2 separate regions of the Homo sapiens genome follow, and region 1 is linked to region 2. A link is a contact called in ENCODE POLR2A ChIA-PET data. All regions are on one chromosome and are shown on one strand. The core of a region is the stretch at or near the end of the contact, and the rest is flanking DNA. Distances in the headings are between cores, read along the strand shown.

Region 1 (5,900 bases), core at 3,051-5,550, 270 kb before region 2:
TTGTTCCTGTTTCTGCTTTTCTGCCTCCTTTTTAAAAATAGATATTTTTGTATGCCATTTTAATTCACATATTGATTTTTTTTATTACATTTTTAAATGTTCTCAGTCTTTGCTCTAGGAATTGTATCTTGTAACTTTTCATGAACTACTTCAGGTTGATACTGACTTAATTCTAATAAAATATAGCAGTGTTATTCCAATATAACCAATTTCCTCCCTCTTCCTTTGTTACGTATAGATATGACTATGATTATCATATCTACACATGATATAAACCCAACAATACAAAATTATAGTGAGTGCTGTGCAATCTAATGGTTTTTAAAGAAATTAAGGGAAGAAAAATATATATATTTATACAGTCTTTTATATTTGCCTACATATTTACCATTTCCAGTGTTCTTATTTCCTTCCGTGGATTTGAATTACCATCTGGCATAATTTCTTTCAGCCTGAAGGACTTTATTTAGTATTTCTTGTACAGCAAGTCTACTAAAAAAAATTCTCTTATTCTTTGTTTATCTAGAAAAGTCTTTATGTCACCTTCACTTTTAGTGGATAGTATTGCTAGATATAGAATTCTTGGTTGATAAGTCCCCCACCTCACCCTTTTTGACACTTAGAATATGTCATTCCACTGTCTTCTCTTCCATTGTTTCTGATGAGAAGTCAGCCATTAATCATATTTGTTATTTGCCTGTGCATGATGAGTCATTTTTGTCTTGCTATTTTCAAGAGTTTAGCTGTCAGCCATCATTTCTACCAACATATTTATCTGCTACTCTCTCTCCTCTTCTTCTTGGATTCCCATTACACATATGTTGGTATGCTTGATATTGTCACACAGGTCTCTGAAGCCCTCCCTGTTCATTTTTCATCAGTCTTTTTTCCTTTTTCTTCTTCAGATTGGATAATTTCTTTAGACAGATTTTCGAGTTCATAATTCCTCTTCATTTCATTTACTGTATATTCAACTGTAGAATTTCCGTTTGGCTCTTTTTTATAATTTCTCTTTCTCTGTTGAGATTTCTTCTTTGTTGAGGCATTGTCATCATAATTTCTTCTAATTCTTTAAGCATAATTTTCTTCAATTCTTTGAACATATTTCTAATAGCTGCTTGGGAGTCTGCTAAATCTAACATCAGATCCACTCAGAGTCAGTTTCTATTGACTGCTTTTTTCCCCTGAATATATAGATCACACCTTTTTTTCTTTCCTTTTTTTTTTTTTGGTGGTTGTTATCATGTCATTTTTTTGTTGAAAATAGGACATTTTAGATAATATATTGTAGCAACACAAGAGTCTAGTATTTTTAAGTAGCTTTTCTGAATGTAGTCTCTAGAATCTGTCTCCGCTGCAGTCTACTCAGTTGTTGCTTTTTTCTTTTCCTCAAGTCTTATCTTTATTTTATGAGGCTGGTTTCCTAGGGGTTGCCCCTTTGTGTGCATAGCTTAGTGGTCAGCCAATGACTGGGCAGAGATTGTATTCAAAAACCTCCAACCCATAAGGCTTACATCCTCTGCAGTGATCTGTGTGTGGGTTGCAGAGCACATTCAAAGTTCAGCCAGTTCCCAAGCTTGCCTTGGCTTTGGCTTCTCACTGGTGTCTCTCAGGTCTTCCCAGCACATATATATACTTTCCCACTCCATAAGAGATGCATAGAGAGCTTATCTAGCACTTCTGTGGCTCTTTCATTTCCAGGATCTCCCCATCACATTTTTGGTTGGCCTGTTACCCGCCCCAACTAGGACTGTAACTTTAGGCTAGCAGAGGTGTGGGTTTTCACCATTCATTACCTACCGAGTTTGCTACTTTTATTGACAATGCTGCTAGGCCTGGGTTTTGCCCTCTGCTCCAAATCAAGTCAGCCTCTTCTGGCAGCCCCACCCTGGTAAAACCATCATTCTAGCCAACTAAGCTAAGGGGTGAGGTGGGGTTGTTCTTACCCAAAATTCTGCCAGTTTTCTATGAATAAGCACTTCTCAACTTGTTTTTTGCCTTTGGTCGTCATCCAGATCACTAAAAGACGTTTTTTTTTTTTTTGGTGCATTCTCCAGTTTTATACTTGTTTTGTGAATTTGCCGACCTCTTCGCTCATAGCTGGAAGTCCCCTGGTAGGAGGATTTTTGCTGGTCTGTAGAATGTGTTTGTAGAAAGTGTTTAGGATACCCTTGCAATGAAAGACCTCATCTTTGCGGATTTGGGCCTCTACTTCCCAGAATCCCAAAGACCCCTCCTCAAAGGGCATTTGGTGCTTGAGGTTCTCCAATATGGCAATGACCAGCTCTGCATGCTCTTGTTTCATTCCTTCCACCATCAGGGTGTAACTGCCAGGATCCCGTCTGCATGTGCTCACATGAGCTTTGAATCCAGGCAGCTCTTGGCCCATTAGCTGACCCAAAGGCAACAGGTGGGACCTGTTTTTGGCGGAACTGTTGAAGAAAAATGCCCTAGTCATCAGGTTGTTTCACTTTCATTTATCTCTGTCATCTGGGAATACAATATAGATAGTATCAGGCGCAACAAAAGGTACATTCTGATATTATTTTCAGTTTTTTGTCTAGACAGAGAAGACTAACCACTTGGATATCAGAAATGCCTACCACAAAAAATAAGAAAGACACGCTCAGCAAAAGGCCAGAGGGGGGTAGCACTGCTTGTTCACTTTCTCTCTATATATTCTTTTTTTAAAAAAGAAGAAAGTTTAAACCCCACCACCCACTCATCAGGTGATTGGAGACTATAGTTGTAAATATGTGCTGCAGGCAGAAGTTCTGAAAAATCCCAGAAAGTGTTGAAAACATCTCTAAACAAGGTATTTTTCTTCTGCACCTTTCTTGCTAAAGGTCCCAATTGCTGCCAAGAAAACCAGTGAGAATGTTAGCTGCCAAATAAAAAATTTATGACAGTGTTTGGCAAAGGACTATCTCGTTGCTTGTTTTATACATTTCCACAAGGTGCTTGAAGGCAGCCTCCTTTTTTCTTCCCCCCACAGCACCCCCTCACTTTGGGTACGTATAACTTACACTGATCACTGTTCTGAGTCTGTTCTCTAATAAAAAAGCAAACTCCTGTAAAGTAAGATTAAACAATATAACTTTTTTTTTTTTGCTTCAGTAGCCTCCTAAAATGTGAGGGAAACACTTTCAAATATGTTGTGTTGCATAGCAGGGGAAAAGAGATGCTGGGATTGCGTAGTTAGAATAGACACATTTATAGGAAAGGAATAAGAACCTTTCAATTAAAAACTGTGGACTCGGCCAGGCACGATGGCTCACGCCTGTAATCCCAGCACTTTGGAAGGCTGAGGCAGGCGTATCACAATGTCAGGAGTTTGAGACCAGTCTGGCCAACATAGTGAAATCCCGTCTCTACTAAACGTAGAAAAAATTAGCTGGATGTGGTGGTGTGCACCTATAATCCCAGCTACTCAGGAGGCTGAGGCAGGAGAATCATGTGAACCCGGGAGGCAGAGGTTGCAGTGAGCCGAGATTGTACCACTATACTCCAGCCTGGGCGACAGTGCAAGAGAATCCATCTCAAAACAAACAAACAAAACCTGTAGACTCTTAGTGTTAGAAGGAGTCTTAGAAGTCCCCCAGTCCTTACGTGTCCCAACGTCTCATGCTTTGCAGATCAGGAAATGGGGGCCCAGAAGCAGAAAGTGCTCTGCCTGAGGTCACACAGCCCAGCAGCCCACCTGGGACCCGAGCCTGGCTCTCACCTTAGTACCACACTCTTCCCCAAATGAGCTCTCCAGCCCAATGCTGCTATTGTTTGTTGACATAATCACCCCTACACACACACCTAGGGCACGTTTTATGAGCATTGGAATTTTGAGTGATTCTCCTTTATGAAAATTAAAACATTTCCTTCCCCAGAACTCTTCAAAAATCTGACTCATAAAAACCGAGTCAAGATACGGCAATGATACTACTGAAGTGGTATTGCCAGCCCGTATCAATGAAGCCTCCTGGCTGTGTCAGTGAATGTTTACATGAGCCTTTTAAAAGAGGGGAAAGGTGGGGACTGTATTTAGAAAAAAAGTTTTTTTGAACTGAGTTTGGATGTTGATGGTGATAATTACGTAGGCTGCTCAACACCCTGAAATATTTTGCCTGCCTGTCTGAGAAAGCAAAGTTACGTCTCAGTCTTTTCAAAATGCTGATCAGATTATGCTTTCAGTTGTTAATTGGTGCTGTTTAGCACATATTTCATCATCAGTCTCACTGACTCAAAAGCCTGTGATGCACTCTTGTTCCTTGCCTCGCCTGGCTCTGTTACAGGCATCTGCAGTAATTGTCGCACACTCGGTGAAGTGGAAGCACAGGGCTGGGGCTGAGGCTGCCTTTTGCCGTGGCTGTGTTAAGGAAGCCAGTGTTATTTGATATAAAGTGCTGCGGACAGACCAGGAGTAAGCGGATTATTTCAGACAGCGTTAGGAGGTAACCGGAGGAAGATTAGCTCGACATGAGGCAGATATCATAAGCAAATTAGAAAACCTCCCCAATTAGTACAAGAAACCCAGATTTGTGCTGTTTGTGATCCTTTGCTGAAAGGCAAAGTGTCGATGTTATGGGCTCTGGCCTTGATTCAAGTTGAAATGTTGGCATTTCCTATCAGTGCATGTTAGCATCTGAGGCTGTATACTGGCCTAATAAATGAAGTAAATTCCCGTTCTCCTGCACTGCTAAGTATTCCCCATTCCAAGGTTCTATACATTGGGTAATGTTTTACTTGGCCCTGGAATAATCTCTAGGGCATATTATAATGTTTCTATACTGGGAATATTCAACATGACTCCAATGTACCACACTTAATCTCTCTTTTGTTTGTTTGTCTTGTGGAACATGTATCATGCTGAAGTCATAAAAATGAAGTGTGCAAAATGCCAGATGCTACAAACGCAATTAGATACTTAAAAATAGCTTCCTTGGTGGCACTGCTTGAACTCTGAACTGGGCCTTGTTTTTACAAACAGGGTGGCGCTTTTCTGCTATGCTCCTGATTGTGTGCTCCGATAGGAGGCACGGCTCTGCTTCTAAGGCCATCAGGCAAACCATCAGATTGTTCTAGAATCAGACTAGGTGCTGATGTTTTACGACATCATTGCAGTTGCAGGCATGAGGTTTTTCTCTCCAGGTGCACTGTGTACCCTCCTGCTTCTTGACCTCTGATGGTTTGCAGTCAAGCTGTGTCGGCAAAAGCCCTCAACCGACTGAGTCTGACCTGCATAAAGAAGATGAAGTGCCCACACCCCTCACCCCTCACTTTTTAAGTTCTAAATGTATTCCACATAAACTTTTATTTCACCAGAACTCAAACAACCACAAAGCTCAGAATTTATTTTACAGTTTTATTCAAGGAAAAAGGTGATGTTTTTGTACTGTGGGGAAGAGGGGGCTGGATCATATTTTCTGATTATAGAAACAGTACATATTTATTACCCCAAAATTTGCAAAATTCAAATCAAAATGCAAAATGCAAAAAAAAATTGTAAAATTCAAAAAATCAGAGATTTTTAAAAAATCATGATCCTGGCCAGGCGCATTGGCTCATGCCTGTAATCCCAGCACTGTGGGAGGCTAGGTGGGAAGATCACTTGAGGCCAGGAGTTCGAGACCGGCCTGGACAGTAGAGTAAGACCCCATTGCTACAAAAAATAAATTAGCCAGGTGTGGTCATGCATGCCTGTGGTCCCAGCTACTCAGGAGGCTGAGGTGGGAGGACTGCTTGAGCCCAGGAGGTTGAGGTTGCAATGAGCTATAATCACGCTGTTGCACTCCAGCCTGGGCAACAGAGTGAGACTCTGCCTCTAAAAAATAATAATAAAATAAAATAATAAATAAAAAATTAAAATTATGATCCCAACGCCTAGACACAATCATTATTTACATTTC
Region 2 (6,077 bases), core at 3,155-5,654:
ATAATTTATGAAGTAAGTGGCAGAGCCAAGATTCAAATCCAGACCTTTCTGACCACAAAGCTCGTTGCTGAATACCGCGCCTCATTGCCTTCTTGCGAATTACTTGGGATTTGTTTGAATCCCAAAATCTTTATATGTTATTTTAAATTTGAATCTAATTGGAAGTGGGGCAGTGAGGGTAGAGGACAGAAAGAAGGGGAAGAGCTTGAGACTCAATAATAGAAACAAAAAACCCGTCTCCAGGAGGGCGGTTCAAAAGGAAGAATTCCATATTTCATGTAACTGAAACGTTAAAAGCCCAAATAATTGCATCATGCAAGTCTGATGCTGAGTAATCACCCTCCCCCATATTATTGGGGAGAGGGGGCAAGAAGTCTGGGAAGCTGTTTTTGCCTAAGGAATTACATTCCAGGGGACTCTGAGGATTTAGGTAACCACAAAAGCCATTTATTTCGAGTACACTGAGATTTCTACCACTTTGATCCCTAATCCATAGCATAATTAATAAATGAAATGTGCTGTAGCATGGGTTTTTTACAAAGTGTACTTTTAAAATGGCTTTTGGTCTGACATGATTCATTTGCCACTTGGAAAAGCGTCATCGCCTCAGATGGGCAGGCTGGGAGAGGCTGCCTGGTGGGTAGCTGAGGGCGGTTTCCTGGGGCACAGTTCCTGCCTTGGGCCTCTACAGAGCGGTCTCATCCAAACATCTCCCAGACTCTGCGTTTTCCAGGAAGCGTGCAGAAATAGGAGGCCAGTACTGAAATGCTATCTGCTCTGTGTATGTCAGAAGACCACAAACCACTTATAACAAATGAAGATCTTTTTATTTGTTCTTATCCCTTTATGTCACTTGAGGAAAGTTGCTGTGAGTAGGTGATGATCATTACAGTGATCACTGGTTGCCCAAACTGAGAAGCCAGACATTTGGCTTGGTTTCTCTCCCTTCCTCTTGTCTCTCCTACCCTGTAAACACATACTTGGTGATTACCCATGGGGAGACAAGACAGGCTGGGAATATATACTTCTGCAACTTCAGCCTCCTGGGTTCCAGCGATTCTCCTGCCTCAGTCTCCAGAAGAGCTCGGATTACAGGTGTGCACCACCAGGCCCAGCTAACTTTTTGTATTTTTAGTAAAGATGGGGTTTCATCATGTTGGCCAGGCTGGTCTCGAACTCCTGACCTCAGGTGATCTGCCCTTCTCGGCCTCCCGAAGTGGTGGGATTATAGGCGTGAGTCACCGAGCCTGGCCCCAGGCAATAATATACCAGTGGGCAAGAAAATATTCTTGCTCTCATGGGACTTCTGTTGGGGGTCAGGGTATAGGGAGGAAGGCATAGAGATGAAAACCAGTAAATAAGTAACAGGGGAAAACATTTTAAATACATTAATAACTAATAAAATAGAAATAAATCTGTTGGCTACTTAACAGGATGTGCCACATTCCAGATACATTACGTTAATCCTTATGATCTTTGGGGGCTAAGTATTAGTATTCCATTTTACGGATGAAGAGACTGAGGCTCAGAGGGAAGGGAGGTGGCTTTTCTCAGGTGGAAAGCCAGACCTTTTCAGTGGTCATTCAGTTCATAGCTAAGGTCTTATTTTCTGTGCTCTCTGTCGGCTGAAAATGGGCAAGGTAATTTCACATAGTGACAGGAGCCATGTCAGAGAAAGAGCAGGACAGTGGGACAGAGAGGGACCAGGCTGGGGGCTGTTTGAGATGGAGGGTCAGGAAGAACCAAACTAAGATGTGAACAGTGGGAGGTGTTGGAGCTGTGGTGCTTGCCTAGAAGGACCCTCATCGAGCAAATAGAAGCTTCTGGCAGGAAGAAGTTAATGTCTTGCGTGTGCCCTATGTAGGTTCATTAGGGCCTTTAAAGGGGGAAGAAGGTGGTGGCTATAAATGTTACAATCTTACCTTTGGCCCCTAGGGATTCTGTCTTTCAACCTTGGTTCAGTAACAACTTGTGACTGCCCAACAGGGCTTCCTTTCGGGAGAGAATGGCTTGTTACATTCAAATATGCCATGAAAGTATCACCATTTATTTCAGTGTCTGATGCCCCAGCTTGGGCAGCCTGAGCAGGCTCTGAATGGGTCTGAAGAGGCCCTTTAGAGTAGAGATGAAGAGGGGGTGGGGAATCCTCAATTCTAAACAAAGAGTCTGCAATGGGAAGATGGCCAAATGCTGTTTTTGGAGTGGGTGAGAGGGAAAAGAAAGGTATAGATGGTTCGTTGGAAAATGTGGTTTTATACCGGGTTTTGGTGTCAGGTCCCCGAGGGCAACATGGACTCCACACTGTGATCCTCCGGGCAGCTCATAGCCCCAGCCCCTTCCTTTTGCTTCCTGGTCAGTTTGTGAGAAGGAGGGGTTGTGTCTCCAATCTGAGCAATAAGGGGTCTGAGGGGGGTTGGATCCATGTGGCTTTCCTGTGTCTTGTTCCTTGTAAAAGTTCCAGGTTTTGGGTCGTGAGCTGTGTGTGTGTGTGTGCGTGTGTGTGCGCTGTACGTTAATATGGAGAGATGGGCTTGGGCCAGTGGGAAATAGAGAGACCCGCAAGCACAGAGTGACAGGGTTTGATAGTAAGCAGCAGGCCAGCGTTGCTGCTTTTATTCCTCGGTAAATCCTTGCACAATGCCATATGCTCTTGCATTCCGTAGCTGCTGCATAGGGTGTGATTTAGTTAATGCCCGCTCTGCAAACAGGAAACGGTGCTCACTGCTGTGTATGCTTTTCATGGAGATAAAGTGTCAGGAGCAAGACCCCAAACCTGCGAAATCACTAATGCAACCGCCCCCCATGCCCCAAAAGGTGGGAGTGGGGGATAAAAAGAGTAGGAAAGTGGTGTGGGGAGGGGAAGCTTTAGGGCCATAACTCAGACAATTTGTCAGGCAGTGGCATCGGTTGGGAGGAAAATATTGATGTACACTTTTTGTTTTTGAACCTGAAGTTTGGGTTTTTTCGGATGCATTGGAGGACTTTTAAATGTTTTCGGAGTGCCAGAGTTTGGACTGTTAGGTCACCGTAGGTACCGGCTTGCATATCATTTCAGAGGAATATTTTCAAAACTCCATAAAAACATGCGGCTTTCAAGGCTGGACCACTTGTTCAGGTCCTCCTCCCACCCCCCACCCTTTTTGGCAAAACCATGCAAACATTGGTATTCAAAAATATTTTGTTACTTTTCTTGGCAAAGTGTTCCAAGAAGGAATTGCAACACAGTCTCAGAGTTAGGAGGCAACTTTCTGGGGAAAAGGCGGGGGTTGGGGAGGTTTGGAGTTTGAATCAAAAACAGACACCGAAGCTTTAATAAAATAAATGAAGCGGAGCCCTTTCAGCTCACGGTGGACTGTGTTGGTGCGCGGGTCAGGCTTTAACGTGCCTAGTGGAAATTGACAGTCTGAGAACTGGGACATAAACAAAAATGTCAGTCCCTGGGAGTCTTGTTCACTGGACAATGTCTCAATTGTTCCTTTGGTTTTCAAGGCAGCAGGGAGAGTGGAATATTAACTGTTTACTGCCCAAAGCTGGCTCGGAAATTGCTTGGAGAAGGGGAGAAAAAAGACAGAAAATCACATTTTTTATTTAGAAACTATTAAACATGTCAGTAAGAGATAGGAAAAGAGCAGATTGTTTTCTCCTTAATTATCTGCCATTCACTTCCATATTTCTGCATACCATTTTTGGGGTGTGTGTGTGTGAAGGAACAGCAGGGTGTTTCTTTTTAAATTTGAATGTTAGCCTTGCATATTGTCAGTTTTTAAAGCTTGCTGGCATGTAGATTATCCGCCCCCGGTGGATATGACAGTGGGCTTTAGGAAAGGAAGTGTGATTTCTGATAACATTTACATCTTAGCTGTTCAGCGGATACCCTGTTAGTGTTTGTTCTTCAGAATGCTCAGATAGAACAAAAATCAAGTGGTTGGAATTTTAAAAAACAAAATGTATTTGGCTCTCCATAAAAATGCATTTAGTGATAAAGGGGGGCAGCAAGTAACTATGTCTGAGAGAAGGAATTGCAGGCACAGAGGAGATCCAGAATTCTGTTCACACTTGAATTTACTTGATTCGAGAAACAAACAGCAAAGCCTGGTGTATTGGCCTTTATCTGGGCAAAGTTCAAAACTCAACTGGTAATTATGTCCTTAGAAGCCTTAAAAGGACTGTGTTGTTACAAAAGCAGTGACTGAGCTTACTTCTTCAGGACCGAATGCACTCGAGTTGTTTGTTAGATAAACTTGTTTTAATAAATGGGGGGGTCAGGGGAGAGGTTTCTGTTCTTGGAAGATTCCCTGATAAGTAGCTTTCTTCTCTTGGAGAACTTCAGGCTTTCTCTCCAAGCGAGGGGTTTGCAGGCAGCTAAAGTCAGCTTCGGCTTCTGCTTCCTGTCAGTCAGGAAGTCACTTCCTTAACCCAAATTACAAGCTAGAGCACAACTCCCCAGCCATACCGAAAAGAGCAGGTTTTTCCCAGAAGACTGTGTTTCTAGATGCGGAAGTGTAAATTGGTACGCTGTGTGATCATGGAATGCCCAAAATACATAGGGAACAGTGTTGTTGGAAAGAGGCGCTGTGTCCCCAAGGAGAAGACGCCGCCCAGAATGGCTGGATCGCCTGTTGTGGCTGAGTGCGAGGCAGCTGTGGCTGGCTGCTGTGTGACGATGACCTAGTAGCCACCCATGTGGAGTCCTGGCTGCCTCAGAACCCTATCACATCTAGGCAAAATCTTGCATTTTTTATCTGGGAGGCCTGAGGACTTCAGGGCTGGTGGATAGTAAGCTCCTTGGTTATCTCACAGATACAAGAGGTCTTGGGAATCCACGATCAAACTTGATGTGTGCGTTTACCCTCCTCCCTTTGAATCTGTTATTCAAATATTTAAGCCTCCAACCTTGTGGCCCCTACCTGCACCACCCCTCACCCCCCCGACAAAAATCAAGCTCTTGACCTCATGGCTTCTTTCAGTGACCCTTGGGGGACAGGGTTTCCCAAGGCTGGTTGCCAGCTGGCATGGTCCCCCGTTGGTGAAGTGGAGACCTGTGTTTTTTTGGTCATTTTGCAAAGAGCTTATGGATGACAGCAGTTCTCTGTGCCTCGCTGGGACAGAGTGTATTCTGAGGTCCAGCGTCTGCATGGAGATCTGCCTATCCTTCACTTGGGGTGCTCAGTAGATAACGCGGCCACTTTCCTATACATTTCCTTAATTTAAGGGAACAGCGTAAACTCAGCCCAGGTGGATTAATCTCTCCAGTGACTTTTGAAACTTCAATTTCCAATTTCCCTCTTATGTCTAGGTGTGAGTGAGGATACGTGTAGTAATTGTCGCAGGTATTAGTGAGAAAGGGTGCAGATCACACAAATATTTCACACGTTATTAGTTGGACCAGACTTTGGAGGCAAGGGAGGGCCGTGTCACCTAGGAAATTTGCTCTTCCGTGGAGATGAAAGGGCAGTGAATTAAGTGCCTGCTTTTTCTCCCTTTTTCCCTCTGACGGTTATTGATCCTCCCCTGGAACTGTACAGTTCACGTTCTGATCTTTTTCTTGACAAAGGGAATTCCCAGTTTGTTCGCTGGCGAACGCACTAGCAGGTGAGGAGTTAAAAGTTGGCAACGCCTGCCCTCTCGAGAGTGTCAGGATTTTTAGTCTCTTCCTTGAGAGCTAGAAGATGTTTCTAAAAGAATCTCTTTGGTGACTTAGAAGTGGAGAGAGCTTTAGAAGCATGGCACAAATAAAAGGAAAGAGGCAAACACCGTCATTCTACATCTGTTTATTTTGTTATTAACAAAAGGCAAGGCGATTTTCATTAAAGTTTTGCTGGGGTTGGGGTTGAGGGTGTAGAGAGCAAAAGTGTGAGTTGTACACCATGACTGGAATCGCTTGGACATACTCTTCAGCAGACATCGTGTGACTGTGGAAGAAATGAGTTTCATGAAGATGACTGATAGAAGGAAGCCACTGAACCAGTCCTCTATCACCTCTTCCAAGGCTAAAGTTTGGAGCCACTTGCAGAAGGCTCTCCTCAAACCCCTGTGTTCTTTGCCTACCCCTGCTGTTGCCACATCATCTTGGAGAG

What was found. ChIA-PET counts read pairs that join two places held with the same protein, here RNA polymerase II (POLR2A).
Region 1: POLR2A ChIA-PET joins it to region 2 with 10 read pairs in T-cell. The contact joins two enhancer-like sites. POLR2A ChIA-PET finds 5 or more read pairs at or near these places in 3 of 52 experiments (H1, MCF 10A and T-cell).

The regions. Positions count from the first base shown.
Region 1 is chr10:112,788,736-112,794,635 of GRCh38, forward strand. The region is part of intron 7 of VTI1A (vesicle transport through interaction with t-SNAREs 1A); the gene reads left to right. Among named protein-coding and RNA genes, the nearest start is that of LINC02935, 99 kb to the right of the region's middle. Within about 2 kb of position 4,301, at least 10 of the 41 ENCODE cell types and tissues checked have a DNase peak (open chromatin) inside an H3K27ac peak, as active enhancers do.
Region 2 is chr10:113,056,218-113,062,294 of GRCh38, forward strand. All of the region lies in intron 5 of TCF7L2 (transcription factor 7 like 2), which reads left to right. Among named protein-coding and RNA genes, the nearest start is that of SNORA87, 14 kb to the left of the region's middle. RefSeq lists enhancers at 635-1,134, 1,926-2,554. Within about 2 kb of position 4,405, at least 21 of the 41 ENCODE cell types and tissues checked have a DNase peak (open chromatin) inside an H3K27ac peak, as active enhancers do.